2 separate regions of the Homo sapiens genome follow, and region 2 is linked to region 1. Evidence: chromatin contacts called from ENCODE Hi-C or POLR2A ChIA-PET data. All regions are on one chromosome and are shown on one strand. Each heading gives the region's core, a stretch centred on a gene start or an enhancer-like site at or near the end of the contact. The rest is flanking DNA. Distances are from core to core; before and after follow the strand shown.

Region 1 (3,143 bases), core at 493-2,992:
TTGTGTTAAGCCATTGAACTCTGGGAGTTGTTGGTTAAAGCAGTTAGCCTTACACAGCAACATCATGTAAATATTGGAATCATATTACAGATACCCTTTTTGGCAGGCCAGGGGCAGTGGCCCATGCTTGTAATTCCAGCATTTGAGGCTAGGAGTTCGAGGCCAGTTTGGCCAACATGGCAAAACCCCATCTCTACTAAAAATACAAAAATTAGCCAGGCGTGATGGCACATGCCTGTAATTCCAGCTACTCGGGAGGCTGAGGCATGAGATCACTTGAATCCGGGAGGTGGAGGTTGCAGTAAGCTGAGATCATATCACCGTACTCCAGCCTGGGTGACAAAATGAAACTCTGCCTCAAAAAAAAAAGATACCCTTTTAGGCTGATTTATTATTATTGTTACTATTACTTAACATTTATCACAACCTTTCACCATATTATTAAATCACTTTTTTTTTGAGACAGAGTCTTGCTCCATTGCTCAGGCTGAAGTGCAGTGGTGCAATCTCGGCTCACTGCAACCTCCACCTCCCTGGCTCAGGTGATCCTCCCACCTCCACCTACCAAGTAGCTGGGACTACAGGCGCCTGCCACCATGCCCAACTAATTTTTGTATTTATTTATTTATTTTTGAGATGGAGTTTCGCTCTCGTTGCCCAGGCTGCAGTGCAAATGGCGCGATCTTGGCTCACTGCAATCTCCGCCTCCCAGGTTCAAGTGATTCTCCTGCCTCAGCCTCCCGAGTAGCTGGGATTACAGGCATGCGCCACCACGCCTGGCTAATTTTGTATTTTTAGTAGAGACAGGGTTTCTCCATGTTGGTCAGGTTGGTCTCAAATTTCCAACATCAGGTGATCCGCCCACCTCGGCCTCCCAAATTGCTGGGATTATAGGCATGAGCCACTGCGCCTGGCCTAATTTTTGTATTTTTAGTAGAGATGGGGTCTCACCATGTTGGCCAGGCTGGTCTTGAACTCTTGGCCTCAAGTGTTCCGACTGCCTCAGCCTCCCAAATTGCTGGGATTAGAGCCATGAGCCACCATGCTGGGCCCATATCATGAAACCACTTTTGACAGCATAATTTTAATGGTGGCACAGAGTCCGTTATCATTATTTATTTACCCAGTCCCGTGTGGATATGTAGGTTGCTTCTGACATTTGCGTTTGTATGTCATGCTCCAGTGAACATCCTGGTGATCAACTGGGTGGCCCCATCTGCAGATGCACTTGTGAAACCTACCTTGGTTTCCTGCCTGAGCCTCTCCTGTATCGGTGCTTAAAAGGGTGCCCTAACTCTGCAGAAACTATCAGTAGAAATGAGTGTAGGGGGCCAGGCGCGATGGCTCACGCCTGCAATCTCAGCACTTTGGGAAGCCAAGGTTGGTGGATCACTTGAGGTCAGGAGTTCGAGACCAGCCTGGCCAATATGGTGAAACCCCGCCTCGAATAAAAATACAAAAATTAGCTGGGCTTGATGGCGCGAGCCTGTAATCCCAGCTGCTTGGGAGGCTGAGGCAGGAGAATCACCTGAACCTGGGAGGCAGAGGTTGCAATGAGCTGAGATTGCACCATTGTACTCCAGCCTGGGTAACAGAGTGAGACTCTGTGTCAAAACAAAAAAACAGAAGAGTGTAGGGGGTGAAATGTACGTTCTTGGGCTAAGTTGTGTGAAAAGCCTGGATTTTCCAGATCTGATCTCCTTTTGCCCTGTGCCCCCTTTCCTGCTGATGTCTTGGCAGTGGGGAGAGGAGGGGTGACAAAACCGAAAGTCTCTCTTTTTTTTTTTTTGTAAAGTCGTCTCTTACAGGAAAATATGTGGTCCTTTCAAAGCCCTATCCCTTGTAAGGGTGGTTTCTCTGCACTCGGGGGGGTCTCCCTCCTGTTTCCTTTTGAAGATGGTGTCTGGCTGTGTGGAGAAGCTTGCATGGGCCAGGACAGGAGTCTCTTGCCCTACTTGCCATCACTGGACCTGCTCAGGAGGGGCGGGTCTGGTCTGCCCTGGTCTCCGGGAACCGCATCCACGTTCTCTGAGGCTGACTGGACTTCGCTTTGCCCTGAAAACTTCCAATTCACAGTCAATCTTCTTCCCATATGTTGTTTTTTTCTGTGGCTGCTCTAATAAAGTCCCACAAACCCGGTGGTTGAAAACCACAGAAATGTGTTCTCTCACAGTCCCAGAGGCCAGAAGTCTGAAATCAATGTGTGGGCAGTGCCGTGCCTCCTCTGAAACCTCTAGGGGAAGGTCCTTTCTTGCCTTTCCGGCTTTAGCCCCAGACTTACAAATGCATCTCTCCACTCTCTGCCTCCAATGTCACATGGCATTTTCCTCTTCTTCTAAGAACACCACTCATATTGGATTAGGCCCCACCTAATGACCTCTTCTTAATTATATCTGCAAGGACCTTTATTTCCAAATAAGGTCACATTCACAGGTACTGGGGGTTAGGGCCGCAGCATATCTTTTTTGGGGACACACTTCAACCCATAAGACCATCCCATTCAGTTCCTGGGCTTCCTCCACTCAGCTGCAGGGGTTGGGGGTCTCTGTGAGACTGTCCTCAGCCCCTCTGCCTGGGGACTGGGGACCCTCAGTCATTTCCATCTGCTGCAGCCTGGCCACACTGGGTGCAATGTCAGGCCTAAGGTGAGCCTCGCAGACCCCTTAGGATGCATCCTGGGGACATAGGCACCAGCTCTGATGTCCTCGGATCCCCCAAACCTATCTGAATCTTTCTACTGCCCCCAGACGCCTCACGCCTGACTTTCAGCCTCCCTTCCCCTCCTCCTGCCCTGAAAGGGGCTTCCAGTCCCCGCTGCTGTCTAGCAGGGACTCTCCTTTTGTCACAGTCCCCTTCTTCCCTAGTCAGGGATGCAGATGGTATCCACACGGCTCTTCATGGGACCAAACGCTTCATGGTTTAAGTTTTATGGTAGGGAGATGCTGGGGAGAGAGAAAATGTACTGAATTAGCAACAGGGGAGACACAGCAGGAAACATTTCCACAATTCTATGCCTGTTGAAATGATTTTGATGTTGAGCCCTATTTGCCTTGACCTTTTTTCTTGTTTTTTTTTTGAGATGAAGTCTTGCTCTGTTGCCCAGGCTGGAGTGCAGTGGTGTGATCTCAGTTCACTGCAACCTC
Region 2 (3,234 bases), core at 648-3,147, 73 kb after region 1:
GTGTAAATTGCTTGGTCAGGAGGGCGGGACCTGGGGTCTTCACTAGGCTTCCCAAAAACTGGGTTGAGCACATAGTAGGTGCTCACTAAATAACTGTTGAAATAGATAAGCAAGGAGGCTGGGCGAGGTGGCTCACATCTGTAATCCCAGCACTCTGGGAGGCTGAGGCGGGCAGAGCACCTGAGGTCAGGAGTTCAGGACCAGCCTGGCCAACAGGTTTAGTGATGAAACCCCGTCTCTACTAAAAAAAAAAAAACCAAAAATTAGCTGGGCGCAGTGATGCACGCCTGTAACCCCAGCTGCTCAGGAGGCTGAGGCAGGAGAATCGCTTGAACTTGGGAGGCGGAGGTTGCGGTGAGCCAAAATCGTGACACTGCACTCCAGCTTGGGGGCAACAGAGCAAGACTTGTCTCAAAAAAAAAAATATATATATATATATGTATATGTGTATATATACACACACACACACATATATATATATGCAAGGGGATGGAAGGATGGACACAGGCATGGGTTTGGGCCACACAGTCTTGCTGGGCCTCCTGCCCATGGCCCTCCTGGGGTCCGGAACCTGGCAGAGGCTGAGGTTCCGGAGAAGTTGGGCCCCCAGCCTGTTCACTGGGGCACAGGTCACGCTGTAGACGCAGCCCCACTAGCTTGTTTAGGGGTCGAGGACTCCTACAACATCCCCGGGAGGGGGGTGGCACTGGGACCCTTATTTCCTCCTGTGGAAGCAGAACCAGGTGACCCTCGCCCCCCGGCTGGCTGTGGTGCTGTGTGTCACCCGGCTGGGTCAGGCCCTGACACCGAGCAGGGTTCACTGTGGCTCTTGAAGACCTTGTTGTTGGGGCTGAAACGCATCTGCACCTCCACCTGGGTCCTCCGTCCCTCAGGGTGGGTGTTTATTCCCAAGCAAGGGGTCACCCAGAGAGCAGCCCAAAACCTCCCTTGAGTCCTGAGGAAGGGGCAGCCAGAGGCTGGGCTGGGAGGAGGCGTGGCAGGCGTTGGGAGCAGCTGCTCCAAGTGCAGTGACCATATTTTTCTGAGCTGAAAAATGAGGACACAGGATGTAGCTGAGGGCTTTCTCAGGTTGGTTCACTTAATGAAGGGGAAAAAACCTTCCAAAGGTATGAAAGTTAAAGCTTATTTAGTTATGTGGGGAATAGCTTGTTTTTGTGGAAGGAACCTGAGTTTCCAAAATCAGGGGTTTTCTGGAAAGGAATAATTCCATTTGGCTAATATTTGGGGGGCACCTGGACCAACCTTGTCTTTAGTGGGAAGCAAAGCAGGCATGATCCTGGCCTCACAGAGTGACGTAGGGAGACGGACAGTATTCCAATAATTTCATGGTTCAGAGGTCTTTTAGGAGGTAACTGATGAAGAGGGAGCGCAGGATGGGGTGGGGAAAGCACATTCCAGGCAGGGAACAGCATATGCAAAGGCCCTGTGGCTGGAGGGAGAGCTTCGCGTTTGAGGGACAGGAGGGCAGCCCCGAATGTGACGAGCGAGAGGGAGAGGAGGATGGAGATGTGGGCAGGGGTCAGTCTGGGCGGTGGCCAGCAGCCATGAGAGTGTGATGGGCTGTCTCTGGCAGGCAGTGGGGGAGCCATGGATGGTTGGACACAGGCGTGACCTGGTCATCCTGGTGGATGTTGATGGTGATGAGGAGAAGGATGGGGTTGAGAATCGTAGGAGGTACTGAGTTCTTACCGCGTGCCAAGCACCATTTCACAGATCGAAGTGAGGGCTGGGGAGGGGAAGTGACTTATCCAGGTCACACCACTGGCAAATGGCAGAAATGGGACTCAGACCGCATCTGTCTGGCCACACAGTCCGCACGCTCGTCCTGCATGTCCTGTACACACTGTACACAGAGCTGCCCTTTGTCTGGATGCGGAAGCCAAGGGACATGCAGACGACCCTGTCACCTGCCTCCCTGTGGTGCTGACTCCTCTCTGCTCTGAGTTCCAGGCTGGGTGGGGACTGCAGGTCACAGGATTGGCCGGAGCTGGAAAAGCCCAGCTCAGTTCCTGCTGAGGCCCAGCAGGGGAAGGAGAGGTTGCAACATCGGCGGAGGCTGAGGTTCCGGAGAAGTTGGGCCCCCAGCCTGTTCACTGGGGCACAGGTCACACTGCAGACGCAGCCCCACTAGCTTGTTTGGGGCTCGAGGACTCCCACAACATCCCCGGGAGGGGGGTGGCACCGGGACCCTCATTTCCTCCTGTGGAAGCAGAACCAGGTGACTGCACTGCTGTAGACCCACCAGCGGCATTGAAAAAACCCTCACCAGGCTGGGCGAGGTGGCTCATGACTGTAACTCCAGCACTTTGGGAGGCCAAGGCAGGCAGATCAATTGAGGTCAGGAGTTCAAGACCAGCCTGGTCAACAAGGTGAAATCCCATCTCTACCCAAAATACAAAAACTAGTCCGGTGTGGTGGTATGCACCCGTAATCCCACTACTCAGGAGGCTGAGGCAGGAGAATCGCTTGAACCCGGGAGGCGGAGGTTGCAGTGAACCGAGATTGCGCCACTGCACTGCAGCCTGGGCGACAGAGTAAGACTCTGTCTCAAAAAAAAAAAAAAAAAAAAAAGAAAGAAAAGAAAAAAGAAAAAGCCCTTATCCCCTCCTTAATCATTAGGGAAATGCAGATGAAAACCCGGATGAGACGTCACCTCCCACCCATTAGGATGGCTACTATCAGGAACCAGAAAGAACAAGGGCTGGTGGGGAGGAGGTGGAGAAATTGGAACTCTCAAGCATTGCTGGTAGGAATGAAAATGGTGCAGCCGCTGTGGAAAACAGCATGGCAGTTCCTCAAAAAAAGTAAAAATAGAATTACCATATGATCTAGCATTTCCACTTCTGGGTATGTACCCAAACGCGTTGAAAGCAAGGCCTCGAAGACATATTCATGCTCCCATCTTCATAGCAACATCACTCACAATAGCCAGAAGGTGGAAGCAACTCAAGTGTCCTTGAATGCAGGAATAAACAAAATTTGATACATACGTACAATGGAATATTATTTAGCCATAAAAAGGAAATTCTGACACACGCTATAACATGGATGAACCTTGAAGACATTACGCTAAGTAAAATAGCCTGTCACAAAAGGACAAATACAATAGGATTCCACTTATGTGAGGCTCTAAAGAAGTCACATTCATAGAGACAGAGAGTGGAATGGTGATGGCCAGGGAGAAGGAGGAGTTAGTATTTCACGGGTACAGAG

Evidence for each region. A loop is a pair of places that touch in the nucleus more often than their neighbours do. ChIA-PET counts read pairs that join two places held with the same protein, here RNA polymerase II (POLR2A). Pooled maps may share reads with other maps.
Region 2: a loop to region 1 is called in a map of tibial artery, with 7 times the contacts of the local background. The contact joins two enhancer-like sites. A Hi-C loop is called at or near these places in 5 of 168 maps with a recorded cell type or tissue (DLD1, PC-9, astrocyte of the spinal cord and 2 more), 11 of 37 single-sample maps with no recorded cell type and 10 of 50 pooled maps. POLR2A ChIA-PET finds 5 or more read pairs at or near these places in 7 of 52 experiments (Caco-2, HepG2, MCF 10A and 3 more).

What each region holds. Positions count from the first base shown.
Region 1 is chr9:129,269,141-129,272,283 of GRCh38, forward strand. No RefSeq gene overlaps it. Among named protein-coding and RNA genes, the nearest start is that of LINC02975, 12 kb to the right of the region's middle. Within about 2 kb of position 1,743, at least 6 of the 41 ENCODE cell types and tissues checked have a DNase peak (open chromatin) inside an H3K27ac peak, as active enhancers do.
Region 2 is chr9:129,342,059-129,345,292 of GRCh38, forward strand. All of the region lies in intron 3 of LINC01503 (long intergenic non-protein coding RNA 1503), which reads left to right. Among named protein-coding and RNA genes, the nearest start is that of LINC01503, 6.8 kb to the left of the region's middle. Within about 2 kb of position 1,898, at least 21 of the 41 ENCODE cell types and tissues checked have a DNase peak (open chromatin) inside an H3K27ac peak, as active enhancers do.